Linked DNA regions of Homo sapiens: region 2 is linked to region 1. A link is a loop called in an ENCODE intact Hi-C map of the cell type or tissue named here. Cell type or tissue: sigmoid colon. All regions are shown on one strand. Links, peaks and the distances in the headings refer to the core of each region. The heading gives the core; the rest is flanking DNA.

Region 1 (16,719 bases), core at 6,471-11,470:
AATATCTAGTCTAGAGTATGTATTAATGTACATGAAATGCTATGTATTAATATTACATATGTAGATGATGCATTACATAGTAAGTGCTCAATTACTTGCTGATTCAGTGAAAGAGAGATATATTGTGCTCATAATGGTTATATTTATTATTCAATGTCTTTGAAGCCTGGTTGAAAGTATAGAGATTTCACCTAGAGAAAAGAAGGCCCAGAGATGAAATGCAAAAGCTACTTGCAGCTATCTGAGCGCTGTCATTTGAAATAAGAGTAGATTCACATATTCATTCATTTAACAATTTCTGAGCACCTACTCTGTGTTAGGCATTGTTGTATGTCCTAGGGAAACAGCAATAAGCAAAACAGAGAGAAAAACAGACAATAAACAGATGCATGAGACAGTATGTAAGGTGTCAGCTGATAGTACAGTCCATGGCAAAAAAAAATATCTAGGAGGGTAAGGAGGACTGGATGGCCTGTGGCGGATTGCAGACTGGCTATTTAATAAAGGATGTCAGGGAAGGTTCAATGATAAGGTTATCACAGGTTGTGAGGCTAACTAAGACCAGTGGGTGAACTTTAAGCAGTGGTTCCCAGCCTTACCTGCATATTTAAGTTACCTGAGGAGCCTTAAAAAATGCTGATTCTGGGAATCCACCCTCAGAGGTGCTGATTTAATTGGTCTGAGTTGCAGCTTGGATAGAGAAATTTTTAAAATCTCCCAAGTGACTCTGATGTGTAATGAATTAGAGTCACTGACAGGGAGGCAAGATTTAGTACCAGATAATAAGAGCCTTCTAACAATTAAAGATGATCTGCAATAGCTTCCCGGTGTTGTTTTGTGTTCCCTGGCACAGAAAGTGTTTAAGAATACCAGAATGGCAATGAGATACTAATTTGCACTCATTAGGATGGCAATTATAAAAAATAAAACAACGAATAAAAAATAACAAGTGTTGGTGTGAATGTGGGGAAATGGAAACACTTGTGCATTGCTGGCGGGAATGTAAAATGCTACAGCCACTGTGAAAAACAAGTTTGATGGTTTCTCTAAAGGTTAAATATAGAATGCCTATGTGATCCCCCAATTCAATCCCAGGGGTACACCCGAAAGAATTGAAAGCAGGGATACAAACAGACACTTGTATACCAACAGTCTATAGCAGCATTATTCACAAGAGCCCAAAGGTGAACACAGCCCAAGTTTCCATTAATAGATAAGTGAATAAATAGAATGTGGTATATACATACTACAAAATTTTATTTCTCTATAAAAAGGAATAAAGTTTGTTGTTGTTGTTGTTGTTGTTGTTTTTGAGATGGAGTTTTGCTCTTGTTGCCCAGGCTGGAGTGCAATGGCGCGATCTTGGCTCACTGCAACCTCTGCCTCCCGGGTTCAAGTTATTCTTCTGCCTCGGGCTTCCAAGTAGCTGGGATTACAGGAATATGCCACCATGCCTGGCTAATTTTGTATTTTTAGTAGAGACGGGGTTTCTCCATGTTGGTCAGGCTGGTCTCGAACTTCTGACCTCAGGTGATCCGCCCGCCTCGGCCTCCCAAAGTGCTGGGATTACAGGCATGAGCCACCGCGCCCGGCCAGGAATGAAGTTTTGATACATGCTACCACATGGATGAACCTTAAAAATAAATGAAACAAATAAATAAGTGAAATAAATCACACACAAAAGGAGAAGTATTGTGATTCCACTTACATGAGGATTCTAGACTCAGAAAATTCATAGGGAAATTAAATAGAAAAGTAGTTATCAGGGACTGGGAGCACAGGTGAATGCGGAGTTATTATTTAAGAATTATAGAGTGTTTGGAATGATGAAAAAATTCTGGAAGTGGATAGTTGTAATGGTTGCACACCACTGTGAATGTTCTTTTTTTAGCTTTTTATTTTAGGTCCAGAGGTACATGTGCAGGTTTGTTATACAGGGGGTTTGGTGTACAGATTATTTCATCATCCATATAATAAGCATTGTTTGATAGGTAGTTTCTTGATCCTCACCCTCCTCCCACCTTCCACCCTCACGTAGGTCCCAGTGTCTGTTGTTCCCTTCTTTGTGTCTGTAATGTACTCAGTGTTCAGCCCCCACTTGTAAGTAAGAACATGCTGAATTTGATTTTCTGTTCCTCTGTTAGTTTTCTTAGGATAATGGCCTCCAGCTCCATCGATGTTGCTGCAAAGGACATGACCTCATTCTCTTTTGGGGCTTAATATCACTAAATTATATGCTTAAAATGCTTATTTTATATATTAATAATAAATTTTATTATTTATATTTTAGCATTATATAAAAAAAGAATTCCTGGATGACCACATATCAAGGTACTGTACAGGGCTCCTATATTGGGGGCAGGCTGGCCTGGCTGTTTTAGGTCGCTTTTTTGTCTATGGACTGTGATTTAAACATATCCTTATAACATGAATTCTCCATCAACACCACCACCACCATAAGAATAATCTTTCTTATACTGTCTTTACTCTTGTAAAAGAAGAAAACAGATTCAGAGCGTCTGTGATGAACATCTCTGGCTCCAGAGAAGGTACATTTTGAACCAAGTGGGAATGTCAGGGTTAGAGAGCACCAAGTTCAATGTAATGGTTCATTTGTGGCATGCCAATTAGGAGTTAGAAATAGCTTAACTTTAAACTAGGAGTGACGAGCAAAATTTAAGCATAGAAGAAGCTTTTTAAATTAGGCAGAACTGTCCATTGAACTAAAAGTAAGTCCAGTAATGACAATTAAAATAAATTCCAAACCACTTCTGCAAAATTCATGTTAGGTCCTTGGGTTGCCTCTGACACCCTCAAGCAATCCTGTCAACCACAACTGGACAGCTTTCATCTGGCTGAAGAGCTGTCCACTCCACTAAATTGGTTCGTTGACAGCTATTCTTATGAGAAATTTTACTTTCTCTTCTTTTTTGCTTTCTCCGTGATCTTTTGATCCATTAATAAACTCCACAAACTTGTGGGCTGGTTTTGCCATTTTCTCTGCTCTTCATGAAAGAAAATATAAAGACACAAATTCTGGGTAAATTTCCACATAGGTTAGTATATGTGAAAATGGACTGTGAATGATAAAGTATGATAAATAAGTGATTATTGTTATTAATAATGATAGAGACAATAGCAAAGGAAATCTTAGGTTATACTTTGTCACACACACACACACACACACACACTCTCTCTCTCTCTCTCATACTTTCTGGAGAGTCAAGAACATTTTTTGTTGTTATTTATTTATTTATTTTTGAGACAGAGTCTTGCCCTGTCCCCCAAGCTGGAGTGCAGTGGCACAATCTCAGCTCACTGCAACCTCTGCCTCCTGGGTTCAAGTGATTCTCCTGCCTCAGCCTCCCAAGTAGCTGGGATTACAGGCACCTGCCACCACACCCAGCTAATTTTTGTATTTTTAGTAGGGACAGGGTTTCGCCATGTGGGTCAGGCTGGTCTTAAACTCCTGACCTCAGGTGATCTGCCCGCCTCGGCCTCCCAACTTGCTGGGATTACAGGCATGAGCCACCACGCCCAGACTTTATTGTTATTTTTTGTGGGCTTTTGCACTGGTTTTGTTCATAAACAGCTGTATGACTTCAAAAAATTCACTTGACTTTTCTGAGCCTCAGTTTCTTCATGGATCAATTGAGAAAGTTAGATTAAATTTCTTATTCATCAAATATGTATTGAGTGCCAACTATATACCAAGGACTGTGCTGAGTACTAGATTCAATAGTAAAGAAAATGGACAAATTTCCTGACCTCATGGGGTTCATAGTATGGATGGAAACAGACATAAGCAAATGCACAATTAAATAAATAAATACAGTTTGTGATCAGTTCTTCCCAGTTCCATTTCCCAAATGTTAATATTTATATTAATCCACTGAGGATCTTGATAAAACGCAGATTCTGATTTTTTTTAGGCTGAGGCAGGGTCTGGGATTCTGCAGTTCTCACAGACCCCTAGGCATTGCTGATGCTGCTGGTTCCTGAGTCACAGGTGGAGTAGCAAAGTATAAAAGGTGTAAACATGACATTATGATAGAAAACACGCTGGCTTAGAGAGAAGTGTGAGGTGGTTGGGAAACACTGGAGGTGACAGTCAACTGAGTTCTGATGTATGCAGAGAATTTGGAAGTCAGAGGAACCAGGATAAGTGCATTGCATTCAAAGGGAAGAGCAACTGCAAAAGCCCTGAGACAGAAAAGATTTTTCATGTTCACTATCACAGGGGAAATGAGCAAGGGACTGAGCATCTGAGATGAGCTCAGACAAGTAGTCGGAAGCCAGACCCTGAGGGCTTTTTTGTGCTCTAGGGAGAAGTTTATGTTCTATTGGAAGATCAATGAGAAGACACAGAAGTGATGTAAGCAGAGTAATGACATGGGGGCAGGGGTGATAATATGCCAGGGGTTTCTGCAGGAGTCCAGGTAAAAGAAGATGGTAGTTAAAAGTAGCATGGTGGCTGGGGAGATGGAGAGAAGTGGGTGGAATAAAGGTTTTTTGGGGAGTAAAGAGATAGATAACAAAAATAGATTCCATGAGTGAGTGGGAAGAAGCACAAATAAACGCCATATTTTAGAATTGCATATCTGAATAAATGTTGGTACAATTTAATGAGATGGGTGAAACACATTAAGTGTGAGATACCTATAGGACATTCGAGTGAAGACGTCAAGTAGGCAATTGGATGTATGTGTGTCTGGAGCTCAGAGGGATGACTGGGCAGGAGATACATGCTTGGAATTGCCAGCACTTCTATGGGATTTAGAGAACTGAGGAAGGATGTGATCACCCAAGAAGAGGGTCAGGGTCTTGATGAACAGCAGTACTGAGATGTGCAGTAGAGAAGGTAGAACCAGCAGAGGAGACTGTGAAAGACTATCCAGGATGTTCTGGGGACATCAGATGAGAGCGGTATTTTGGAAGCCAAGAGGAACATTTCAAGTGAATATATGTATGTATAATACATATATATAATATATTATATAATATATATATTAGGAATATATAAATATATATATTCTTGATACTTCCCTGGAACTACTTCAAGATCACTCCTAAGAATGACAGGAAGCAAGGAGGCAGGGAAACTAGAGTACTTTTTCTCTTTATATTTTTATGTATCGAACTTTGCAATAAAATTATGTTAGACCAGAGGGCTCCACCATTGCACCAATGATCTCCGCAGTAAGTGTCTCCTCTCCCACCTGTTAGGAGTGTCATGTACACAAGAAATATTCTTGAAAATATACACAGCACATCCACAAAAGATCCCATACTCCCTATCTAAGTATTTTTTTCACCCTTCCTGCCCAGCCCTGCACAGTCTTTTGCAAAGGAATTACATTTAAATTAAAGAAAATAATGTTTCATTTTCTTACCAATCAACAGTTAGGAGAAGAGTACAAGGGCATTCTGACTTACAAGAGAGCCTGTCTAAAATTGAATTATTTTTTTCTAGTGAGAATTTTATTAACCTTAAATATAAGGTCCCTGTTGGTTTCTATACTGATAAGAGAATGAATATTAACCAAGAGGGCCTTAACGTTCCACTCAGCTTGATTAAACTTTAGACAGCCTTCTTCCTGACTCCAGGCTCTGAACTCCCTTTTCTTAGAGCATTTACTTTAGAAAATTTGTAATTGCAAATTCTTTCTCTAACACTTTGAGATGTAAATGAAAGATACTCACCAGTTTTACAAGCTAGGACTGCCATTCTCAAGAACTTTTCCTTTCCCTTTGAAAGGAAATCATCAAGAAATATAGTGCTCCTATCTCTCAGTCTGTAGGATCGAACAGCCTAACTTAGGTGGACACCTTGCTCCAAGTTGTAAAACCGTCCCTTGTCGTGAAGATATGAGAAAGTTTACTTATCCTTTGGGTAAGGCTAATTAGGTAGCACATTAGGTAATCCCTTCCCCCCACTCTATTTCTTAAAAACCCTCCTGTCCTTTGTTGTAGTGAAGTTGAAGTCAGATTGCATTCTGGTCTCTCTCCCTATTGCCATAGCCTTGGAAAAGAAAAAAGTCATCTTTACCTGCTTAACTTCATCCAGTGCAATTTTTGTTTTGACAGTATACATCATTTATTACAAGTACAGATGTTCCTAGACTTATGATGGGGTTACCTCCCAGTAAACCCATTGTAAGTTGAACACATTGTAAATGGAAAATGCATTTAATGCACCTAACCTATAGAACATTGTAACAGCCTAGCCTACCTTAAATGTGCTCAGAAAGCTTACATGGGCCTAGAGTTGGGCAAAGTCATCTGGCAGCAGACTACTCTGTAGAGCGTAGGTTGTTTACCTTCGTGATCACCTGACTGATTGAGAGTTGGAGCTCACTGCTGCTGCCAGGCTAGGTAAGATGGTATCATACAGCATATTGCTATCCTGGGAAAAGATCAAAATTCAATATTGGAAATACAGTTTCCACTGAATGCATATTGCTTTTACACCATGGTAAAGTAAAAAATTCTTAAGTCAAACCATCATGTCGGGGACCATCTGTAATTGTATGTGTGTGGCTTCTTCATTACCTTTATTACTGGCCATGAACAAAATCTGAGTTTAACATATAGGAGCGATAAACTCAGATAATAATCACATTGCTAATATGACTTATGTAAATTGATTTTTCAAATACTTCTTTATTTAAAATAGAAATAACAGAATCCATGAGTATGTTGTTTTTCCTTATAACAAATAACCTGAGCAATACTATGTAATTGTTTTAAAGTATATATCATTTCCTTTAAATATATGCACTCTTTCCCCCTAGGTTTCTTGAGAGACTAAACATACAAATGGACAATGGCCAGACCATGTGTAACAATAAAACTCCGATGGACAATCTCTGGCAGCCAGCCCAGAACGATCAGGACTTGTTCAATGACTGCGAGCTAGCTTCCCCCTTTTTTAACCCTCTTACCTGCTTCCAACTCAAGACTAACAACAGAATGCCAAAGACACTGCTCCCCAAAGCAATTACGTAAGATGCCTCACTGCTTGTTAGTGCACCTCCTGCTTCAATGTGCCAACAACCTCCAATCAGAAGATAGCAGAAGCCTTCTTTTCCCCGCTTATAAAGCTTTTTTACTCCCCTGCCTGTCTTTGAGACTTTGCTAAATTCCAAGGATGGTGGCTGATCCTCTTGCTTTATCATGCTCTGAATAAATTGCTTGTTTGTTCTCATCTGTGTGGTCTTCATTTGTTTCCATATTCTAGGTGTGTTCTAGATGTTACACTTATTTGAAATCCTATATTTTGACTTAAGTGGAAATCCTTTCTGAGGAAGAAAATATTTCTTATGATTTGGCTTATATTACTTTGGGTTCTTGTACTAAGTTCTCAGGTCTCCCAGTTAACGTTTTTTCTTTTCTTTTTTCTTTTTTACGGAAAGCTTTTTTTTTAAAAAAAAAAAAAAAAAAAAGAGGAGGATTAAATAAGATAGTTTGCATAGCCTTATTCCATAATATGAAGCATCAGAGCAGTGGTGCTTCAAAATCACCAGCAAACACTAGGATCATCTGGAGGGCTGGGTTAAAACACAGACTGCTGAACCCACCCACACTTTCTAACTTAGTGCATCTTGGGTGAAGACCAAAATTTTACATTTTTAGCAAGTTCCCAGGTAATGCTGATGTCGATGCTGGTCTTGGGACCATACTTTGAGGACCACTGACCTAGAACCTTACAAGGGATGCCCTTAATCTTAACCTCCATTCTGCCTTTGCAAATTATTTTCTTCTGCTTCTCACTTTGAAATGTCTTCCTTGGAAGTGGGTTGATTTTGACATTGATGTACTGAACACCTACCATATGGCAAACAATGCACCTGGAAGATTTTTCATGTTGGCGAATTCAATCTTCATAATTATCATTATCATGTGATGTAATATCATGATGCCCCCTTTTCAGAAGAGGCTGGAGCTCAGCATGGTTAAGAGACGTAATATTTTGTAACTATTAAGTGGTGAAGCTGGGATTTAAACCCACATATTTTTATTGCAAGTCCAGTATTTCTCCTACTAAATTTTAAACATGCTTACTTAGAAGTGAATATATTTCCTTTAAAAAAACACATGCTAAAATTTTGCTTTTTGTCTAGAAACTTAAGACTCAAAATACTGATGATGACAGCTTAATATGTGTTGTAAAATGTGCTGGCTATAGAAAATGGTAGGAGAAAAAAGGAATAAACCTTGTAGGATGGAAATTATATATAATGGAGTTTTTATGTAATTCTAAAATAATTTTATTTGATTTTTTTTGAAAACCCTATAGACAAGGACACGAGGGCAGGGAGGTGGTTGGTGCACAGCTGGTGAAGGTTAGGTAGTTTTGAACTGCAAACATGCAGAGTAAAATTCTTGAGGCAAAATCTTAATAGACTTTTCAAGAACCTCAAATATCACACATACTGGGCATGAAACAAACTTCAAAGCCCAAAGAGGATCTCTCTGTACAGAGTATAATGGAGTTAAAAGCTGTAAGGAATACAAAGGATTTCAGGATGAAAGACACTGTTTTCTGAGGCCATGCCTGAATGTAAAGCCAAGGCAGGATAGATAGGCAAGGTGAGATCTACATCTGGAGAGATACCCACTGCTGCACAGCATGTTAATCATTAAGGATTCAATTCTTCTTGGAAATGAAATGCCAAATAATAGTGCTAGTCAATTAGACCTCAGAGGTGGTCTCTCTTTAAGAAAACCCATTTTCCAAAAGTGGAACTGAGTCAACAGCTACAGAGATAGATTTCTTTTCTTTACAAGATCATTTTTTCTTTATATGTGCACAGTCTAGCGTCTCTGGTTTGTGTTGAAAACATTTTTTTTTTTTTTACACACACTTGTTAAGGAATACACTCACCAGGCACAGAAATGTCTTCCTTTGGGGTAAAACACATGACATGTTTTCAATATTCGGCTGATCATTTCCTCAAAATTATTCCTGTGATTATGAGAAATTCAGCACAGGGAAAAAATGTGGACCACATATGCCCTCTCCACTTTGGTAAATCATTTACCCTAAGCATAAGCACTCAAGGAAAAGTGGACTTTCCCATACTCTGATAGTAACCTGCTCTCCATTCCTTTGCAACAGATGGCCTCTGTCACTAGGCCCAATTGCCAGTGGATACAGCTCTCCATATTTTGCCAGGATCTTGGTTTGCTGTTGCCAAGTACTATGGTTTCTCTTCTTACTTCTGCCTCTGATAATGCAAAAAATCCTTTGCCCAAAGGAGAGATGAAACAGCTCAATTTTATGCTGTTGCAGGAGTAGTCAAACAATGGCCATTGGGCCGAATCCAGCCTGCTGTCTGTTTTTGTAAATAAAGTCCTAGTGGAACACAGCCACACTCAATCATTTATGTAGTTCCTCTAGCTGAGTTTACACTACAAAAGTAGAGCTGAGTAATTACGAGAGAGATTTCATGGCCCGAAGAGAAACTTTACTCCCTTTATGACCCTTTATGAAAAAGTGTCATGACCCCTGCTCTTTTGTAACCAGAGATGTTTGGTCTAAAGAAGAACATGGCATTAAGACACAAAGACCTATAAGAGCCTAAAAGGAGCCTATTTACTGGGAGTCATTCATTCCTCTGGATTCTTTCACTAAGTGGAAAGCAACACCCTTCCGGTTGACCACGCCAGAAACTGAGCATCTTGCTCATTTTTTTCTTCTCCTTTACCTAGGTCATTATCTACTCTGAGGATCTCTTAAATCCCTTCACTTCTCTCCAATCTGCTGTCAATACCCTAGGAGAGGGCTTCCTTTCATCTTCTCCTAGACTATCACAACCACTTTTATCCCACTAACTACTTTGTCTTTGTCTTCAAATTCTTAGTATATGAGACAGCTTAAATTTAACATGTTCAAAATTGAACTCCTGATTTCCCTAACCTCAAACCTGCTTCCCATATGAATACATAGCAAATCTATTTCTCCAGTTGCTCAGGTTAAAAATTTGGAAGCCACTTTTACCAGGTCTCTACCTCTTCTACCTCCAGTACATCAGCAAATCCTGATAGCTCTAACTTCATAACGTTTCCTGATCCCAACCCTTTACCAGCCATTCAATGTCATACCATTCTAGTTCCTACTACATCATGCTTCACTTGGTGACTGCAAAGTCCTCTCAACTGGCATCCCTGCTTCCATCATTTCTCACATACAATCCACTCTTCACCCACTAGACAGAATGAGCTTTGAAAAATATTGAGATTGGAACATATCACTTCCATACTCACTGCCCTTAAGATGGCTTGTCATCTCACTAGGAGTAAACCCAGAACCCTCACCATGACCTATGTAAATTTACAAAGCTGGCCACTGGCTGCTTCCATCATCTCAACTCTCACCACTCTCTCTTTCCCAGGCTGCTCCCGCTAAGGAGACTTCCTGACTTCCACACTGTTCCCAGATGGTGCCAATCATGCATCCACCTCCACCATCCACCTCTCACCTGATGCTACCACCATCTGGATCTCTCCATTCAAGTGACCAGAGAAGCTCACCCTTCACTTCATTCAGGTGTCTGCTCAGATTCATCTCTGCAGAGAGGACTTATTTAAAAAAGAACCTCCCCTCACTCTCTATTCTCTTGACTTGCATTATTGATTTTCACAGCTGTTACCTTTTACGCTCCCACACACACTAGAATAACTTGAATGTAAAATCACTGAAAGCAAGAACTTGGGCTGTTATATTCACTGAAGTATTTTCCAGCACCTTTTTGGTACTGTTTTACAGTACCTAGCACATAGTAGTGCTGTGAAAGTACAGTTGGTTCTCTGTATCTGTGGGTTCCACATCCGTAGATTCAACCAACTGTGAATCATAAATATTCTTTAAAAAATAGTGCCTGTATTGAGCATGTACAGACTTTTTCTTGTCATTATTACGTAAACAATAGATATAACAACTATTTGCATAGTATTTACCATTGCATTAGGTATTGTTAAGTAACCTTGTTGAAGTATATGAGAGGATATGCTTAAGTTAAATGCAAATACTACATCATTCTATATCAGGTACTTGAACATCCTTAGACTTTGGTACCCCAAAGAGGTCCTGGGACAAATCCCCTATGGATACCAAGGGACAAATGTATCTGTGGAATGAATGACTGACTGAATGAATGAATGAATGAGCTACTTCTTAATTAGTTATTCTGCCTTGGCAATTACTCTTTCCCAACACTCTCAACACTGAAGTCAAGATATGTTCTTCCCCCAAAAGAAATTAGCTAATTTCTCCCTCTTGTTCAAAATCTTATAATGTCTTCCCATTGCAATTTTGATACAATAGCACATCTTGACCTGGTTTAAACTGGTCCCTACTTACCTCTCTAGCTTTATTTCTGACACTGTTCCATAACCAACACTAAATGAAGTGCCCAAATTCTCACTCAGTGAGATGAGGCACGCTTGTTAAACTCCTTCCTCTCCTTCCCATTCTTTACCTGGCAAGCTCTCGCATGTCCTTCAGCACTCAGCTTAAACATCTTATTGTCTGGGAAGCCATCCTGACCTCAATATTGTCCCTGTCGTATATGCTTCCATTGTACCCTATAATTATATATCATAGCTTTTATCACCCTATATTTAATTGTTATTTAAAGATCTGTGCCTCCCAACCACACTAACTTACTGATTTTGGTATCAACAGTGCCTAGTATAACAAATATATGTTAGACAAGTAAACTGATATACAAGGTAGCCCTTGCTTGAAAGAAGTTTAAAGTAGTGATCAACACAAAGGGATTTCCCCCTTCATTCAGCTCAATAGTTCTGTTAATCCTGTCTCTAAACCACTCCCCCAGACAAGTGCATTTGGGCCACCAATCCTCGCTTTGAATTACAAGTTATAGCTGTTAACATCACATACAAACCACTAAAGAGTTAACAAGTTTCTCCAGAGAATATCAGAAGCCTTTCCCACATTGTACTCTTTAGGCTAATAATACTTTTAAGTCTATTTTCTAGTCATGTCCTGGGCACCGAAGTTGTTATAAAGATTAATAAATTTGGCCCGATGTGGTGGCTCACGCCTGTAATCCCAGCACTTTGGGAGGCCGAGGTGGGTGGATCATAAGGTCAGGAGTTCGAGACCAGCCTGGCCAGTATGGTGAAACCCTGTCTCTGCTAAAAATACAAAAATTAGCCAGGCATGGTGGCAGGCACCTATAATACCAGCTACTCGGGAGGTTGAGGCAGGAGAATCACTTGAACCCAGGAGGCAGAGGTTGCAGTAAGCCAATATCACACCACTGCACTCCAGCCTGGGCAACAGAGTGAGACTCCATCTAAAAAAAAAAAAAAAAAAGATTAATAAATCTAAATCTAAAACACTTACAATGTTGTTTGGCATGTAGTGTCTGTTATCTTAATCCTAGCTATTAATATTCATCTTTTCTGTTCATTTCAAATAGACACAAATGACATTAACACTGGTCCTGGTCTTCTAGCTCACAATGTAGCAAGAAACTAAGCCTGATCAATGACTGATCATTATGAGAGCATGTTGTAATTTCAACAGCTGGGGGCTGTTGAAACGACAACTATAAATAGCGGCCAGAGAAAAGAGATAATGAGTAAGAATACACTGGAGTTTTTCCAGACACAACTGGTAGAAAACACAATTTAATATAGCAGAGAAGAAATAAAGGTGCTGAAACTCATAGGAGTGGAGATGGGGTTTAGAAGGTGGTAAACGAATGTGAGGGGCAAGAATTTGGGAGGATTTGAGGCTGGCATAATCATAAGAGAAGCAGGGAGTATCCAGTATCTTGATGGGCATAAGGATTTTGAAAAGAAAGGCTCTGCATTCTATTCCACAACCAACATGTATACACTCACACCTACACGCCCTGCCATGCACCCAACATATAAGAGAAGATGAGGGAGTGAAGGTGATGGGAGAGGCAGGTGGAGAATAATGGTGGGGTTGCCCAAAGATAGACAGACTGAAGTTCAGATTCTCTACCTGGATTAGACCCTCTATCCACTACTTCTCCTCCTGCACCTGGTTACTAGTCATCTCTAGAGCCAAAGACAGAATCATGTAAAGGAGGCTCATTTGGAAAAGCTGGCTGTGGCATTCCAACCTGGCAAATCTAAGAACTGTATTGCAGTACTTGTCAATGCATATCCAGATGATGCTTGTGACAAATGTTAAAAAAGCCTTAAAAACATTCATGCTCCAAAAATTCCAAAAGAAATAAATCCTTATAGCTGTTCATAAAGATTTCTGTACATTATTACTCACAACCATGTTGTTCATAACTGGAGAACATGAAACATCTAAATGTCTATATTTGGGTATTGGTTACATAAACAATTTATTAATACACAGCCATTGAAATTCAGGTTTAAAATATTTAATGACAAGGGACATTTCTCCTAAATACCATCCAAAGTTAAAAGCAGGTATAAAACAGTAAAGCACAAGCTCAACCTTTGTAAAAATATGTATTTATATATGGGTCCAGATACTATAGTGAAAGATTAATTTGTGACCTTTTTTAAAAAATTACAAAAATACTAGAAGAAATGAGTGGTTACCTTCTTCCTCCATCTCAAGAAAATAACTAAGATTTGTATAACTACAAGCTTTGAAGACTCCAGTGTCAAGCTTGACAGGGAAGCAACAGAGCCTCTTGCCTTCAAGGGATCTGTGGACGTGGTGGTGACCAGGACAAAGTGAAAAGCAAAAGGTCCAGCTTAACGGAGAAAGAGGAAGAGGTCCACAAAATGTCTGAGATTGAATTTACCATTGAGACCCAGCTTGAGGAGCTCACAGAAAAGTTAACTAATTTAGAGATTAAAAGAAATTTGGCATTTCGTACATCTGAATGTTGTAGAGTAACACTGAAATGCAAATCTGGTATATGTATGTGATACACATACACATACATGCTTACATATACAAACATATATATGTACAGGTAAATGATACATACATGGTACCTAATATTTATACGTATGACATACCTGTATTTATTACATATGACTCCATATATTAATATTATCTATATCCAAAATGGTTATCTCTAGGTGATATTAATCTAAAAAAATTTGAATTATTTCTTCATTTTTTTTTTTACTTTTTCCCAGTATTTCCCATCAAATGTGTATTACATTGCTAATCCACAAAAAATTGTGTTTTTTTTCAAAATGCATTGCCTATGTCTGGTTTTGCTCATAACAGTGCCTTAATAATTATATGAAATCCGCACGTATTGTTCCTCTCACCAGTTATTAAACTTACTAATTGGCGTACTTCATTTTAAGAAGTTTTTAATTGCAAATGTAGCTATAAACTGTGGTGTGGTGCTTAATAGATGAAATTTTCTTAGTTTTTGCCCATCCACCTGAAGCTGCTACAAAGAAAGAATAACTTCAATAATTTTTTTTAAACAAAGTTCTCTCCCCTTCTGTGGATGTTTTGGAGCTTACAACTTTGTCCTGAATCTAACCACTTCTCATCAGTGGTGCCACTAATATTAGTGCAAGCCACTATTATCTCTAACTTACTTCTTACAAGTTTATTTCTTGCAATAAAATCTTGTCTTCAATTTCCTGCCCTTATAGTCTATGTGCTACACAAAATCTAGAGTTATACCTCTGAAATCAAAGGCAGACAATGTATGTTTTCCACTCAAAATTATTCAATGGCTTCCCAGCTCATGCAGAATATCCCAAGTTTCTACCGAGACTTGGTAGAATATACCAGGATATAAGGAACCTGGTACCAGCTGCCCCTTTGATCTCGATTTCCACCAGTTCTTCTCCTCCCTCTGCTCCAGGCACAAACACCTCCTCTGTATTTCTCCAATATGTCAAGTGCGCTCTGACCTGTGCGCCTGTTGTGTTTTCTTCCTAGAATATTCACTTCCAAATATCCACTAGGTTCCCTTTTTGTCTTCACTTAGGTCTCTGCTCAAAGGTGTCCCCATCAAAGAGCATTTTCCTGACTATTCTAATGAATGTAGCATACTTTGTCATTCTCAGATTCACTATGCTGCTGTATTTTTCCTGATGGTATGTATCTAACATATTGTATATTTCTTTGTTTTCTAGTGTCTATTAACTGTCTCCCACCAATAGATAAGTGCCACGAAAGCAGAGGCTTTGTCAGTTTTCTTGGCCCATAATAGGTACTTAACAGATACAAGTTAAGCACTGAATGGTGCCACTGAAGACTATGTTGGAAATACGGTTGTATCACCTACTACTACAACATGTGATTATTTATCCACTTTATCCAAAGTCCTGCCTTCAGATACTTCAATCTTCTACTGCAAATGAAATACTCTATCTTTTCCTCAAGACGTTATATATGTTACATCCAATAGAGACCATAAGTCTGTCCTCTCCAGTTCCATTATTTGTTTGTTTTGTTTTCAGAACTCAGTTGAATTGTTTCTATTTTAAAGTTTAGGGTTTTTGGCCACACTAATCCCCATTTTTTGTTCTTACATAAGCATTGCAATTTTCATTTTTTACACTGATTATTTCTAGTTTAGATTACCTTATCCCTTTAGAGAATTTTTTTAAAGTATACATAGGGTCTGATAATTAATTAACCTATAAATCAATCAACTAACGAACCAATCAATATTTATTACTTATTTACCATGCTTGGCCATGGAGCTATAGTTGACAGGGAGACAGATAAGGTCCCTGTCCTCATAGAGCAAGTGGTAATGAATTACATATTGTAGAATCACTCTTCTTTTTACAAATTGTCCATGAGCTTAACTAAAGACACACACATTTATAAGTAGCCAGGAAATTGTAACTTCAAACAATAAGATACAATTTCCACCAGTCAGACTCAAAAAACACCAAATTGCCAATCTTTTGAATTGACAAGGGTGTGCTGAAAGCATACTCTCAGGACTGGTTATGGGAGGACACATTAGTAAAGCTTTTTGGATGCTAATTTGGCAGTATGTTCGAAATTTTTGAATGCACATTTTTAACATATCTATTCTAGGGAAATGCCCCAACACTTGCTTAGGTGTCCAGAGATGCATGTAGAAGGTTGTGTGTTGCTATAGTTTTTTGTAAAACTGAACACTTGGAAATGGTACAAAACTTCACAAATCTATTAGTGATTAATTACATCATGGCACACTGATACCCTTAAAAAATACTATGCAGGTGTTAAAAAGAATGAGAAGGGATCCATATACATATAATAAAAAGTATACAGCCATGCATAAACAATGAAACCAGGGAAGTAGTTGTAGGGTCAAGACAGACAGAAGAGTTTTTTTTTTTTATCAGAAGGAGATCTGATTTTCATCAGGAATATATCTGATCAGCAGAGAGTTCAGTCATATTTGTAATATTTTATATCTTAAGCTGGGTCATGGACACACAGGTGTTCTTTTATGTTTTTTCTCAGTACCTTTTGTTATATCTAAAATAGAGCCATTAACACAGGAACAGAAAACCAAATACGGCATGTTCTCACTTATAAGTGGGAACTGAACAATGAGAACACATGGAGACAGGGAGAGGAGCAACACAGACTGGAGCCTGTTTGGGGGACGGGGAGAAGGGGAGTATCAGGAAAAATAGCCAATGCATGTGAGGCTTAATGCCTATGTGATGAGTTGATAGGTGCAGCAAACCACCATGGCACATGTTTACCTATGTAACAAATCTGCATGTCCTGTGCATGTATCC
Region 2 (16,719 bases), core at 5,411-10,410, 92 kb before region 1:
TAAGAACAGAACACCAAAATACAGGAGGCAAAAACTAAGAAGTGCAAGGAGAAATAGATAAATTCACGATTATAGCTGCAGACTTCAACACTTCTCTATCATAAATGAACAGATACAGAAGGCAGAAAATTAGTTAAGGGCATAATTGAACTCAACAGTACTATGAATCAGTAAAATTTATATCAATAGACTACTTTACCTAACGATGCCAGGATAGACATTCTTCTTAAGTTCATATGGAACATTTACCAATATATTACACATTCTACATAAAACTTACCTTAACAAATGTAAAAGAATAGAAATTACACAATGTCTGCTCTCAGGCCACAGTGGAATTAAAGTAGAAATCTATAACAGAAAGATAGGTGGAAAATTCTGAAATACTTGGAGATTCAGCAACACACTTCTAAATAACATATGGATCAAAAAAGAAATCTCAAAATAAGTTATAAAATATTTTGGACTAAATGAAGAAAGATCTAAAATCAGTGATTTAAGTTTCTAATTTAGGAAGTTAGAAAAAGAAGAGGAAACTAAATTCAAAGTAAGTAGAATGAAATAATAAAAATTAAGGGAGAATTCAGTGAAATTGAAAATAAGAAATTCATAGAGAAAATCAATAAAACAAAAAGCTAGTTCTTTGAAAACAATAAAATTGATACATCTCTAGCCAGTCTAAACAGAAATGAAGAGAGAGAGAAAGAACAAAAATTATTAACATAAGAAATGAAAGAAGCGACATCACTATAGACACCATGGGCATTAAAGGGATAGTCAAGAATAATCAAGTACTACAAAATATGCCCACAAATTTGATAACCTTGATGAAATTGACCAATTCCTTGAAAGACACATTCTGCTAATACACAAGAAGAAATAGACAATATGAATAAGCTTATATATATATTAAAGAAATTGAATAAAAATTAATAACCTTTCAAAACAGAAAGTACCAGGCTGAGATGGGTTCACTGGTGAATTCTGCCAAACATAGAAGGAAGAAATTATACCAATTCTCTAAATCTGTTTTAGAAGATACAAGCAGAGAGAATACTTTCTGACTCATTCTATGAGCATTATCCTGTACCAAAACCAAAGACATTACAAAAAAACAAAAAACCCTATAAATCAATACCTCTTGTGAACATAGATGCAAAAATCATCAACAAGATATTAGCAAATCAAGTCTAACAATGTATACACAGAATTGCCCACCCAACTAAGTGGAATTTATCTCAGGTATGTAGGGCAAATACAACTTTTGAAAATCAATTAAGTAATCCATCATATCAATAGGCTAAAAAAGAAAAATCACATGATTATATTAATAAATGCATAAAAAACATTTGACAAAGTGTAACCTCAATTCATGATTTAAAAAGCTCTCGGTAAACTAAGACTAGAGGAGAACTTTATTAATTTGATATCGAAAATCTACACAAAACCCACAGCTAAAACCAGGCTTAATGGTGAGAAACTCAATTATTTCCCCTAAGATCAGAAAGAAGTCAAGGATGTCCGCTGTCACCACTGCTTTTGCTTTGCTTTGCTTTTCATTTCTTTTTTTTTCTTTTTTTTTTTTTTTTTTTTTTTTTGAGACGGAGTCTCACTCTGTTGTCCAGGTTAGAGTGCAGTGGTACAATCTTGGCTCACTGCAACTTCCATCTCCCGGGTTCAAGCAATTCTCTTGCCTCAGCCTCCCAAGTAGATGGGACTACAGGCATGCACCACCATGCCCAGCTATTTTTGTTTTTTTTTGTATTTTTAGTAGAGATGGGGTTTCACCACGTTGGCCAGGATGGTCTCCATCTCCTGACCTCGTGATCCACCCAGCTCGACCTCCCAAGGTGATGGGATTACAGGCATGAGCCACCACACCTGGCCTGCTTTTCAAGTTTGTACTGGAATGTTGTAAAATTGTAAAATATGTACAAGATTTATATGAAGAAAAGTACAAAACTCTGATGAAAAATATCAAATACGAACATAAATGGAGATATATTCCATGCTCATGGATAGAAAGGCTAAATATTGTCAAGATGTCAAGGCTTATAATTGATTTATAGATCTAATGCATTTCCAATCAAAATCTCAGTGAGGTTTTTTTTTTTTGTTTGTTTTTTAACAAAGAATAACTAATTCTAAAGTTTATATGAAGAGACAAAGACCCAGAACAGCCAACACAATATTGAAGGAGGAGAATAAAGTCAGAGGACTGATACTACCCAACTTCAAGACTTAATATAAAACTGCAGTAAATGAAGCAGTATAGTTTGGCCAAAGAATAGACAAAGAGATCAGTGAAACAGTATAGAGAGCCCAGAAGCAGACCAAGGTAGATATAGTCAACTTATCTTTGACAAAGAAGCACAGGCAATACAAGGAAGAAAAGATAGTCTTGTCAACACATAGTGGTAGAACAACTGGACATTGACATGCAAAAAAAAAAAAAAAAAAGAATCTAGACACAGACCTTATATCTTGCAGAAAAATTAACTCAAAATGCATCATAGAGCTAAATATAAAATAAAAACCATGACAATTCTAGAAGATAGCTTAGGAAAAAATCTAGACAACTGTTGGTTTGGTGACAACTTTTCAGATATAACACCAAACGTACAATTCATGAAAGAAATAATTGATGAGGTAGACTTTATTAAAATTAAAAATTTTGCTCTTTGAGGTTAAGAGAATGATAAAGCAAGACATAGACTGGGAAAAAATATTTGCAAAAGACATACCTGATACCAAAGGCATACTATTATCCAAAATATACAAAGAACTCTTAAATTTCAATAATGACAAAATGAACAACCTAATTTTAAAAATGGGCCAAAGACCTTAACAGACATCTCATCAAAGAAGATATTTAGATGGCAAATAAGCAAATGAAAAGATGCTGCACATATATCATCAGGGAATTGCAGATGGAGATGAGACACCACTACAAACCTATAAAAATAATCAAAATTCATCATACTGATAGCATCAAATGCTAGCAAGAATGAGGAGCAACAGTAATTCATACAAAATTGGTTGGAATGCAAAATGGTTTAGCCACTTTGGAACACAGTTTGTCTGTCTTTTTACAAAACTAAACATATTGTTATCATACAATCCAGCAATTGAGCTTCTTGGTATTTACACCAAGGAGTTGAAAATGTTGATGCAAAAACCTGCACACATGTATACAGGAGCTTTATTTGTAATTGCTAAAACTGGAAAGCAACCGAGAAATTTTTAGTAGGTGAATGGATAAATTGTAGTGCTTCTGACAACGGAATATTATACTGTGCCAAATCGAAATGAGCTATCAAACCATGAACAGACATGGAGGAATCTTAAATGCATATACTAAGTGAAAGAAGCCAATCTGAAAAGTTTATGCACTGTATTATTTCAAAAATATGACATTCTGGAAAAGGTAAAACTATGGAGAAAATAAAAAGATCAATTGTTGCCAGAGGTTGGGGTGGGGGAGGAGGAGGAAGAGATAAACACGCAGAGCACAGAGGATTTTTAGGGCAATAAAATTATTCTGTAAAATACCACAATGGCAGATACATGTCATTATGTGTTTGTCCAAGCCCACAGAATGTACAGTACTAAGAATGAACTCTAATGTAAACTATGGACTCAGGGTGATAATAATGTGTCAATATAGGTTCATCAGTTGTAACTAATTTACCACTCTGGAAGAGGATATTGACAATGGGGGAGGCTGTGCCTGGGGTAAGGAGGCATATAGGAGATCTCTGTACCTTCCCCTCAGTTATGCTGTGAACCTAAAACTGCTCTAAAAAGTAGTCTCTTTAGAAAACTTTTTTAAAAAGTACCTTATTTAGTCACGATCAATTGTTTAAGAAGTATGAAGGAGTCCACCACTTACAGCCAAGGAGATAAAGAAATGAATTGGAGCACTGGGGGTAATCCAGATGAGAGGACTTCTAAGAATCACAGTTATACTGGGTGATTTCAGCTCCATCGCAGTGCTCATCTCCCACAGGGCTTGTGAAGGCCGTGCTCCCAGAACAGGGAAGAAGCCAAACCCATCATTAAAACATTTAAAAATAGAAAATTAAATAAACCACTGAAACTATATTAATATGGGCTCTGCAGTTCTGTGCCAACAATTGTGCACCCTTAACTTTGTCCTGTGAGGACAGAAGTATAAACAGACACTTAAGGATATTTTGTATAAAGAAATAAATAGGCAGACACAGACAGACTCACAACAGACAGTGACAGACTTACAGAGCACTTTCAGAGTTAGACAGGAACTGGTCTATTGCAGAAGAGCAGGAGGAAGCTGGAGACAGGGGAACAGCCACTTTTAGTTGAAACAGAAAACAGCCACAGATGAGGGAGAGCCAAGCAGAATTTGGGAAAGAAAAAAGAAAAAAAAAACATAGAGATTAGTAGACACATGATCTCAGCCTAAATAAGCTTGCCAATATTCTTAAAGTGCTTTTAGAGGAGGATAAGGAGGGGAGCATAATTATTGCACAACATGGTTATGCCACAGTGTACGTCTAAAAAGCACACTTAAGTTAGTGTTTCATCTGAGTCTTGCAACAACTTGGGATGTTCACAGGACACATTACTACCTTAATTTACCAAGTAAGGAAACTCAGCCTCTTCTTCCCTCCTGTAGCTAATCTCCATGATATGTCTATGTTGAAGGATCTTTGAAAATATAGTTGAATATATATGGCCACTTCCTCCATATAGTCATCTCTGACCGTCTCAATGTGATACTCCCTTTCCTTCTTTTAAACAAACAGCACTTTCTGCTTCTGCAATTCATTTAACAATACAAACCGCTGTGGCTTGTTAAATGCAACTGCAAGTGAATTGAAATAGCACGTTTTCAGATAAATTACAGACCTTTTGGGGAAAGGAGCCATGACGTACTCATTCAGCACAGTTAGATATGTCACTGACCATTAACTGAGCAATGGTGGCTGAGAGTTAAATGTCCAGAATTCTAATCCCAGCTCCATTACTAAGTAGCCTTGCAACCTCAGTCCTCCCTACGGTTCAGTTTCCACATCTACACATAGAGACATTACCAGTACCCTCTGTCAGAGTGTTACAGTGAATAGCAAATGAAGTAAGTCATGTTCATCATATATAAATAATTCCTGGTATAACATTTATAAATATCAGCTAGCATCATTTTAATGCAACTTTAAGTTAAATACATGATTAAGTGGTCATTTAGACCTCCAATTTTTTCTTCCTTCAACTTGATTTGTCTTGTATTTCATTAGCCTGATGATATGCCTTGGTATCCTGAACTAACAAAGCTCTCTTAGTGTTACCATCTGAAAACTACGTCTATTTTATGAAAATTTCCAATTTCATAATTCATAAGCCAGTGTGAAAATTTAAGAAAGAAACTCAAACATTTTCAATGGGCTCTAGATAATCATTTGAAAATTTAAATATCTGGGTATCTGCATGTCATGCTTCTCTGAAAATTAAACTTCAAGGCAATAAGGATCCATTCACTCAAATAGCAGGATTGTTGAATTTTAGTGCACAAAGGGTAGCCAAAACCATTCCTTCACTCTTGATCTCCCACAATTAAGCGGTGTTGAATGTTCCTGCGTGGAGCTAGAATTACACATGAGATAATATTATAAAATTATTACACATCACCAATATCTGGCATATATATGTTATTTTATTAGACCTTAATAATTATTTAATTATGATCCTAACAACTTTTACATGCCTATTTAATATTTCTTCCTAAATTCAGGTAACAATGGTGGGTTTTTTTGGATGCAACCCTTAAGGAGTTAAATGACTGAACTTTTGAGTGTGCACCATGTAGATAATATAGACATGTCTGAAATTACTGAGCAAATTCTGGCAAAAAATAACCACAGCCCTTTCCTTGTGAAAATTTCAGAAGAGGATATAATGCTTATGAACACTTGTTTCCACCACAACATGCTTAAAAATGATAAATGTGATTAATGTCACACAATAATGTTAAGATGAAATCTAAGGTATTACTATAAAATAAAAATTTAGATTTTCAGAAACTGTATAATTTGTATAACATGCCTTATCCACAGTCTCCTATTCATGTCAGCCTTGCTGGATTAACAGTATAGTTTTCCTGAGACCTCTGGCTGTTTGCATTTTTCACTGGCTCGAATGACCATGTAAAACCACACCAACTTTAACATATGTTTTTACATACAGAGATTGTCACTTACATTTGTATTGCAAACCATAATTGTACAAAGCCCTTGGACATCCATTATTTTGTTTTCTACTCACCACAAACCCTTGAGGTTGGTATGGTGAAAAGGAGTGTTACACATTTCCCCCAAACCCCACTTCCCAGACAATGTAGAAAACTTTAAATGACCATGGCACAGCCTATTCTAGAAGGTCAGTCTTCCCATTCTTAAGTTTGGATATGTTTGGTACAGGTAGGGCCTTAGCCTGTCAGCCTGGGATAGAGCTGAGGTAGGTCACAGGCCTAGGAAGCAGCGCAGGTGGCTGTTGTGTTAGCTGTTGTGTGAATGGTGATGTGACAGGCCAGGGATTGGTTGGTGGTTAGCCAACTGCCTGGCAGCAGGTGTTAGGAAAACTCAAAACCAGGAAGAGAGGGCTTATGTAGCCAACAAAGAGAAGAGGTCAGTAGAGACATGGGATCCCAGAACATTGGCTCAGAGTGCTTCAAACACCTGGATAGCTCCCAGACCTGCTTTGAGTTTCTAAGAACCCCAGCTTTCCTCATTACTTCTATCTCCTGTACTCTGGCAGGAACTCTTGGCTACTTAAAATGGTCTTATTTACAAATATTGAGTTATAAGACCTTACACTTGTTTGCCTTTGCCTTAGAAGGAAGAACTGAATCTATCCCACCATAGGGATCCATAGGGGTGTCTTTCTAGGAAGGGAGGTCTTCTTGTCCCCTTCCTCAGACTGAGAGCTCTGTGTCACAACAGTTGGGGAACAAGTCTCAGAACTGCTTCTAAGCACAGCTTACTTCCATCGTTGGAAGCAGATGTCATTTGCTTATCCTAGCATGGCAAAACCCTGTCTACAAAGTGTATTTTATTTATTCTGCCCTATACATCAAGGACAATGCTGAAGAGTCTTGATATGGCTGGCTGTGTCCCCTCCCAAATCTCATCTTGAATTGCAGTTCCCATAATCCCCATGTGTCGTGGGAGGGACCCAGTGGAAGGTAATTGAATCATAGAAGCAGTTACCCCCATGCTGCTTTTCTCATGATAATGTGTGAGTTCTCATGAGATCTGATAGTTTTATAAGAGACTTTTTCCCCTTTTGCTAGGGACTTCTGCTTGCTGCTGCCAAGTGAAAAATCATGTATTTACTTCCCGTTCCGCCGTGATTGTAAGTTTCCTGAGGCCTCCCCAGCCCTGCAGAACTGTGAGTCAATTAAACCTGTTTCCTTTATAAATTACCCAGTCCTGGGTATGTCTTTATTAGCAGTGTGAAATGGACGAATACACTTCTTAAACATAATTTTTATTATTTTTGCAGCAACAATACCAGGAAACACAAATTTACATACTGCTCCACAGTAAAGTCTATTTGAATCTCCTGACTTAAAAAAAATCTGAGCTAAAGCTGGTTTAAGTACTATAGAAACAACGGGGTGATATGAAGATATGATGACTCCTTTTATAAACTAACTTCAAAATGTTAGCTTTTTTTATAGTCATCAGCTCACTCTAACGCTGTACCACTGTGATCTTAACTTTGTTTAAACATCAATCCTTGTGCACACTGTGCTTAAATGAGTCTTGCCATAGCCTTTGGCCTACACCAAATAATAAAACGGTTCTGATCTGACTACACAAGATCTGCTGTCAAAAATGTCTTGCCTCCTCACCTGAACATTTCCCCAGTCCAAAAGCTCTGCTTGTCGTAGTGGCAGTCTGAGTCCTGGCACATTCTGAAGCCAGCTCTGCAGCATAAACAATAAGTTCCTACACGGGGGTTGTGTTTGTTTGGTCAGAGCTTTATCCACTAGGCTTGGTCATCAGCAGTTGGCTGGTTACAAATGCAGTCCTGAGACCAAATGGCTGGAATCCAATTATCCCAGCTTCCTGTCTGCATAACCATGCCAGGGAGGAACATAGTCATGTTTGCCTGCCTTGTCAGGCTCCTAGGATGCAAAGTATATCATTTGGAGAAAACTAACAAACAACAGATCCTCAGATATTTTGATGGAGAGGCAGTATGATGTGGAAAGAGGACACATTGGTCCAGAATGCAAAATCTCTGGCGCTAGTCCACATTCCGCCTCTTCCTGGCTCAGTATCTAACTCTTCATTTCTCCAAGCTTCATTTTCTCATGTATCAGAGGGAGATCACAACAGCAACAACAGGGTGGTTGGGAGCTTCTAGTGAGATGATGTACGTGAAAGAGCTTTGAAAATTATAATGATGATAATGGTGATGGTGATGGTGATGACAACAGCAATGATAGCTGACAGTTATTGAGAACCTATTGTGAGAAGGGCACTGTCCTATTTGTTTGATGGTCACTATCTTATTTAATATTCACAAGTATTTTTGAATAACTGATGACAGTGGTAACGGTGCTATTAATAAAGATAGCTAACATTTCTTAAATATTTACTATATATAAGCCTCCTTTTTCAGCATTTTAAGCATATTAACATATGCAGCTTCCCATCATGTAAAATAAGTGCTATTATCATCTCTACTTGACATATGAGGAAAATTAGATACAGAAGTTTGGCAATTTGCTCAAGATCATACTGACGGTAAGAGGCCATAAGGATTCAAATGCAGGCATTCTGACTATAGAATAGGAGTTGCCAACTTTTTTAGAGTTAGCAAACTTTTTCTGTGAAGGGCTAGATGTAAGTATTTTAGGCCTTGAAGCCACATAGAGTCTTTGTTGCATATTCTTTTTTGCTTTCCTTGTTTTCCTGTTTGATTGTTGTTATTTGTTTTTATACCCCTTTACAAATGCAGAAAACATTTTTAGCTCAAGGATCACACAAAAAAACACACATATGGCTGAACTTGGCCCACAGAGCTGTAGTTTGCTAACTCTTGCTCTAGAAGTAATTTCTTTTTTTTGAGATGGAGTCTCGTTCTGCTGCCCAGGCTAGAGTGCAGTGGCAAAATCTCAGCTCACTGCAACATCCACCTCCCAGATTCAAGCGATTTTCCTGCCTCAGCCTCCCAAGTAGCTGGGATTACAGGCACCCACCACCATGACCAGCTAATTTTTGTATTTTTAGTAGAGACGGGGTTTCACCATGTTGACCAGGCTGGTCTTGAACTCCTGACCTCAAATGATCTGCTCCTTTCAGCATCCCAAAGTGCTGGGATTACAGGCATGAGCCACTGTGGGCCCAGCCTCTAAAAGTAATTTCTATTTTACAGATAAGAAAACTAAAGATCAAAAGCTTCAGGAATTTAACTAAGGCCATTCAATAAGTGCTGAAATCAGGATCTGAATCCAGTTTTGCTTACTTTCAAAAATTGTGTCAACCCACACTACACTGTCTCCGTGTATGCTGTTAAAATGTAGGATATTATTACTGAGTTAGGGATACTGTACTTTCTCCAGTCAATTTTCAAATTGAATATAGTTTCTCCTCTTGGAACAGACTTGGGGGCTAGATAGCAGGCTGAGAGCTAGCCGACCCCATGCCTAGTACAATGCCTGACACATAGCAGGCATATAATACATAACTCCCTGTTGAGTGAAATAATTCTGATTTCTGATTGAATTCAATCATTCCCCAATATCTCAGCCATTTTCCCAGACTCTTCTGTATTTTGCATTTGAATCATGCCTTCCTTGTAAAGGAAGGCAATAATATATTCCTTAATCCAGTTTCTAGGGAACCTGGAACAATTTATGAGATAATTTCCATAGAACTATGTGGAGGAAAGAAAGATGTTATACGTAGAAATATTATTTTTACAATGAGTCATTGTGCTCACAAAAATGGCACTAGAAGACTGTACTTATGACTTCTAAATAAATACATCACTAACCACAGGCAGGAAAATAGGGAGAACCTAGTGACTTTATTATAAATCACTATTGTTGTATCCACCAATACAGATTCACATTAAAGCAGGGATTTTAATTGTTATTTAACGTTGGATTTTTATTTCAGGGAATAAATGAACTTCTTAGAAATGTGGCAAAAATTGTGTGCATATGTCCAGATTTTTAGGGAAAAGATCATGGATTTCATCAGACTCTCAAAAGGATTTTTTATGCCCTAAATGTTAGCACTACAGTAGAATTGTTTCAGTGTAGTTTACCTTTGATGAGAAAAAGGGAAACACAAAAAGTTGCTGGTGTGTGGTGATCAGTACTAGGTTTTCCAGGTGTCCCTGTCCGTGTGATGCTTTCTTATACTCTCAGGATACTCACATAGGGTTCCACTCACCAGTTTCCCACTGGCATAGGTGTCTGGGTCTGCAAACCGGTCTGGAAGATTAATCACAGTCCAGGCTGGCCACAGTGACCAGCATTCAGAGCACCCAACAGGGTATATGCAACCACAGAAGGTGGCAATACAGAGTCTCTTCCATTTTATCTTCAGCCCCAAGATCAGGCCCATAGAGACTGGCATAACAAGCCCTGAGTCTATTATTTTGCATTACTAGCACTTAGCACAATGCCTGGCACACAGTGGGTGTCTCCTTAAAGTTTGTTTAAATGAAAACAAGCAAAATGGTGAAATTGATAGCATTTTTTCCTTACATTCCTGAGATGGTTAATTAGGTTGTTTCATTTCTGTTATCTCCTGAGATACTCTATCTATATGGACCCACGTGTCTTTGCCAATTAGAGAATGACTTTTACCTTGTCCTGTTTTTTGCTGGTGGTGCTGGTGATGTTGGTGTTGGTATTGTTGTTTAGTTTTATGTGGAGATAGCTAATTTGGATGCTTCTCTTTGGTATGTAGGCCTGAGAACACCCAGGGAGATTATGGTTGTTGCCCCAGGGAACTATGTCCTGTGGAAAAATGTATTAAACAGGTCAGGGTAGGCTCCATTAGGTTTCATAGACAAGGTAGTCAATGAACTTGGCCTTGGTTTTAACTGGCAGGCGATGGAAGAAAAGCATGGTTAGCAGGGAGAAGTTGCACACAGCCTGAGAGCTGAAATAGGAAGTGGGAGTTGGCCCAGTTTTACTTATTGTACTCTGAATTGGGCACTGTGTTGTAGGAGTGGATGACATATTGATGAGAAACTGGGCACTACTACATAAAGTTTTTGAGTAGAGTTGCTGAATATAGAAAATTTTAGGAGGGCATAACTTTATTTTTTCTTTTTGTATTTATTGTTGTGTGTGTATGTGTGATTTTAAAAACATCAGCCTGATGGAATGTCCAGATGTAGAGGGAAAAAAGGTAGAAGAGGCTGGGCGCGGTGGCTTGTGCCTGTTATCCTAGCACTTTGGGAGGCCGAGGCGGGTGGATCACAAGGCCAGGAGATTGAGACCATCCTGACTAACATGGTGAAACCCCGTCTCTACTAAAAATACAAAAAATTAGCTGGGTGTGGTTGTGGGCGCCTGTAGTCCCAGCTACTCGGGAGGCTGAGGCAGGGGATGGCGTGAACGCAGAAGGCAGAGGTTGCATGCAGTGAGCCGAGATCGCGCCACTGCATTCCAGCCTGGGCAACAGAGCGAGACTCCATCTCAAAAAAAAAAAAAAAAAAGAGGTAGAAGATAGCCGTAGTTGTCCTCATATGAAGTGGTGAGTAGTGAAAGACTAGATAAGTTGTATCAAAGTAAGAGAATTTGAAGAATAAATGTAAGAGACTTGGAAGATTGGAAAATAAAAAATGACTTCCTACCTGGAATATTAGACAATCAGTAATAATAACAGTAATATCTTGAATTTGTTGCCCAGTCCTACATATTTTAGAATATAGTATCTTAGTGAATCTCACTGGTCTTACTACTTTTTGCCTGGCTTTCTGTTTTTTGTGACTAGATATTTCTCACCTATTAACATAATCACTATCGGTGTTTGTTCAGTGGCCATTGAACAAAATTGATTTATGTATCTCTCCTCTAACAGCGCAAAAACACTTGTCAAGTGAATGAATAAAATTTGGTGAGGTAGTCTAGGGCATCTGTTTCATGAGAAAGCTGAGACCCAGAAGGTAAGTGGCTTACCAGAATTTACCCAGCTAGTGAGCGGCAAAATGCAAGGTGGAATCACAATCCATGTCTTTTTTTTCCCATTATTCAGTAAAATCATCAGCTGTAATAGGAAGGTCTGAATAGCAAAGAAATGCCAGGAAATTAGAGAATAAATAGAGAATGCTCTCCACCGAGACGGCTACTATTAGATGAGACAGAATTCAAGAATGATTTTGGCCTTTTAGTCTTACAAGTTCAGTGTTTCCAGATGGTTCTGTGCTGAGGAGAGGAGATGCAATAATAAGAGTGACCCTGATAAGAGTACCCTTTCCTAGTTCCTTCCACTGACTCATATCCCTTGACCAACTGCCCACTCTCTAGCTGGCTGGGACAAGAGGTCCCACCAGAAATGGTGCCTCTGCTCAGCGAGCCAAGGCCTTTTCACTTGAAGTTACAGAACCCTGGCTTGGGTTCTCTTTCACAAAGCCTTAGTAGCTGATGACTCACGACCTTCCCAGCGGCAAGTTACTGAGAATGATAAAAAGCGATCGCTATAAGGCTTTGGAGAAAGAATGTGGGGGTGGTGTGGGGGGGCTGATCTTTATCCTGGCCAAGAATTTCATCATTAAGCAGTGGCATATGGGTCCCTATTTGTACCCTATTGACAGGAAGGCCATATACTGATGATTGCCATGCTAATTCAGGGAATGAAATGACGTAACCCCCCTAATGACATTCAATACGGAGAAAGACTAAATCGAAATTAAATTATCTGATCTCGACCAAGTTTTTAAAAGTACAGATAATGTCTGCCCTTTCATTCAGGACTCCAGACCAATTTAAATGACTATTCATCCAGGCTACTAGACTACCCTCACGTATTGTAAAATATCTTCTAATTTCAGAGGGAGTGTCTCTTTAAAGTTTGGTGGCATTACTTCTGTCTCTCACCTTCTAGGCAGCCAGAAAATTAGAGCATGGATTCTCAACATAGACAGATCTAGGTTTGTAGCCTGGCTCTGCTGTTTATAACTTGCATGACCTTCGGTTAGAAACGTAGTCTCGGCGGGTGGATTACCTAAGGTCAGGAGTTCAAGACCAGCCTGGGCAACACGGTGAAACCCCATCTCTATCAAAATACAAAAAATTAGCCGGGTGTGGAGGCGTGTGCCTGTAATCCCAGCTACTCGGGAGGCTGAGGCGGAGAATTGCTGGAACCCGGGAGGCAGAGGTTGCAGTGAGCCGAGATGGCGCCACTGCACTCCAGCCTGGATGACAGAGTGAGACTCCTTCTCCAAAAAAAAAAGTAGTCTCCTTAGGCCTCATTTTACTTACCCATAAAATGGGCATTATATACAATAATAATAAAAACAATAATAGAAACTACCAATTATCTCCCTGGCAGTGTGTTAATTGCTATCATAATTTTATTTAAATTATACAACCTCATGAGTTAGGTAGTGTTAATACCTCTATTTTTAGCAATACAGAAACTGAAGCTCAGAGAAATTAATTAAGGTGTCTGAAGAAGCAAATTTGCAAATTGGGAAGCAGGGATTCAATCCAGTCAAAATTTTTTTACGAGAATTAAATGTTACCAAATATGTGAAGTGTTTAGGTAGTCCTGACTATCTTATATGCTCAATAAAGTTGCATCCTTTTACTGTCTTAGAAGGTGAAGTGAGACTCTTGCTTGGGAGACACATTAATTGGAGAGGATTAAGAGGCATATTAGGAGTGTCATAAGAAGACACTGAATGACAAGTAGATACCATTTTCCATGCGTGCAGATTATGTTTCTTCTGTGACTCCACAGCCAAATCCTTTACCATCTCCATCTTCTCCTGAATAGTCCTCTTAGCCTTTGCCTTCTCAGATTAGACAACTGGCACAGAAACAATCACTGCCTGCCACTTCCACCACTTCCCCGCTCCTGGTTTCTCAACAACCCTTTCCATATGACTCCACATACTGCTTCTGAATTTCAAATGTCATGAAATTCAGAGTAATAATAGTAACAGCTACACTTCAGTGAGAGCTTACTGTATGCCAGAGACTGTGTGCCACTATTTATATGCTTTAACCCACTGACGCCTCATCACACTGGGTGGGGAATGTGCTATCATTATCCCCTTGCAAAGAAGAAACTGAAGCTCCAAGAGTTGAGGAACTTGCTTGTGTCACACATTCAGTAACTGGTAGACTCTAGATCTCAACTTATGTCCATGTAATGTCAAAGCCCAAGTTCCTAACCAAAGACAGTTTCTCAATTTACAAATGGCAAAACTTTAGGCAGAAAGGTGCAGAGACATTCCCAGCCACACAGCAAATTAGAAAGGATGCTGCTGAAAAATCTGACATTTTATGACATCTTTCAAAGATGCTTTGTTACACTCTAGCCTGAATAACTCTCACTGGGTCCATTCTACATCTCTGGCTCAGTTCATGCTTCATTTGCTCTATGTTGTCTCAATAGATGCCATTATTGGTGAAATGGAGGCCAATGTCCTCTAAGATTACACAATGTCAAGTAACTCACAAAACTTCAGTCCGCTTCATCACAACTTTCTATAAATACAAAACTTTAAGCTTAAGCCCTTTTTCAATAGACAGGACCAAAAGAGAAAATAAACTTGCCATAACTCGGTGATATAACGGTATTTTAAAACTCTAATCTTTCTGCCACTTGAAAGAGGTGTGATAAACATCTTGATTTTATTCAAAACTGTCACAGAAAGAGTTTTCTCTTATCAGAAGGCTGCAGCTTTTGAAGTGGGTGGAGTACTAATGGCAGAGCAGCACTGAGATTTGGGACTGAAGGGGCAAAGTGGGCTGGTACAGTGGAGATGCCGTAACAATGAAAAGCTTCACATTCTTCCAAACAAATACATCCAATGAATTTATTTGATAACTTCAGTGTACAAAAACCTGTGTTGGGCACTAAGAAAAAAAAATGAGCAATAAGAATTGGCCACAGTCCTCAAGGAGCTCAAAATCTGGTAGGAGAGATCAAAAAGAACGTAATTAATGAACCACACTGAAAAGCATATCAAAATGTCACAGGAGAAGAACAAATAAAATGTTTGGGGATTGGAATAGGTCAAAAACCTCATGCAGTCCTGGAGGCTGGAAAAGACTTCAGGTAGGAGGTGGTATTTGAAATACACTATGTAAGAGGTGCCAGGGGAATCATGCCCAGTGGAAAGAACGGCAGGAGTAGTAGCTGAATGTGCAAATCCGAAGAGTTGAGCATATTCTGGAAGAAAAACTCTAACAGTGGACTTACAGAAAGTATTGGTAGGCTATGAGGAGTCCTTGAGGGATTTTGATTGGGGAAATGGCATGCTGAAACTTATGTTTTAGAGCCTAATTCCCCAATCCAGATGAAAGATAATGTCAGTTGTAGAAAGGATGATGTCAGTAAGGATAGAGATAAGGAAATGCATGAGAAAGTCTACTGATTACATAGCCAGATTGATTTCCACTCATTTCTGATAAAATAATTTTTATCAAGAATCACTTTCTGGCTGGCCAATAATTGGCTTTTCCTTCCAATTAGATGCTATTTGGAACTAGCTAAATTGAAATCAATGAAGACCTACTGTATAAATGCATCTTTGTTTGCAGACAGCCAAAACTCCACGGAGAAACAAAGGGGCAAAGGGGAAAAGTGCACAAGAAGAGAATCCATCCATTTCAAGGATTGTTCTTGCTGCTAACAAGAACGGGCCTCAGGTGGATCAAGTCCCCTTAGATTTGGTGGAACCTGGGCTCCATTTCCAGCTGCAGGTAATTTCTGCATCCTTGGAAAAATTCCACATTAACTTCTCTGACGTACAGCCTGGTTTTCTGATCCCTGTGATAGGAAAATGATACTTACCTTAACAGGGTTAAATGAGGTGTCTCATGTAAAATGCTTTCACCAAGGCTGACATGTAGTAACTGGTAAATGGCACCAAAGCTACTGAATTATGATCAGCCTTTACTTATTTCTCTGATCCCATCTCCTACCACTTTTTTTTCGCATTAATTAGGCTGTACTGGCTATGTCAAGCACATTCCTGCCCTAGTGCATTTGTATTTGCTTTTCCCTTCGCCTGACTTGATATTCCCTCAGATCAAATATATGCCTGACTCCTTAGAATGCTTGTCCCCTGTCACAGAGCTCACCTCCTCCATCTAACCTTCCCTAACTACTTCATCTAAAACACCCCCTTGCCCATCTCTATTTTTTATTCTCTTTATAGCACATATCAGTATCTAAACTTGCCTTATTCATGTACATGTGTCTCCTTGTTTATTTTCTAGTTTCTGACAAGAGAGAGTAGAGACCTTGTCCGGTTTCTTTATTAGTAGACTTCTGGCAAGAGACCCTGCCTCATAGTCGGTGTTCAGAAAATCTCTTTTTCTCTGAATGCCATAGTGCTGTTGAGAGAATTAAACTATAGCAAATAGAAATCACCTAGCGCACAGTAAGTGCTAAATCAATACTAGTCTCTTCCCCTTAAATGAATCTAGAGATGCTCCAACATGGAACTAGGCGATTTGTAAAGAAATCAAGA

The links. Hi-C counts contacts between places; a loop is a spot of excess contacts. Peaks named below come from ENCODE experiments on the same cell type or tissue, not always from the same donor. Only the 100,000 strongest peaks of a DNase experiment are listed, where the experiment ranks them.
Region 2: it touches region 1 in a loop (2.4-fold over the local background); 2 of 110 quality-filtered maps call a loop at or near these places.

The regions. Positions count from the first base shown.
Region 1 is chr5:148,552,781-148,569,499 of GRCh38, forward strand. All of the region lies in intron 2 of HTR4 (5-hydroxytryptamine receptor 4), which reads right to left. It overlaps LOC107986462 (a long non-coding RNA gene), which reads left to right. Exons shown (of 4, transcript XR_001742935.2): 4 at 6,795-7,207. Among named protein-coding and RNA genes, the nearest start is that of HTR4, 93 kb to the right of the region's middle. In sigmoid colon, for the core only: no CTCF peak of the experiment used is centred there; a DNase peak (open chromatin) is centred at 9,301.
Region 2 is chr5:148,461,593-148,478,311 of GRCh38, forward strand. It overlaps LOC107986462 (a long non-coding RNA gene), which reads left to right. Exons shown (of 4, transcript XR_001742935.2): 2 at 7,328-7,425. It also overlaps a transcript of HTR4 not described here. Among named protein-coding and RNA genes, the nearest start is that of FBXO38, 86 kb to the left of the region's middle. In sigmoid colon, for the core only: no CTCF peak of the experiment used is centred there; a DNase peak (open chromatin) is centred at 8,050.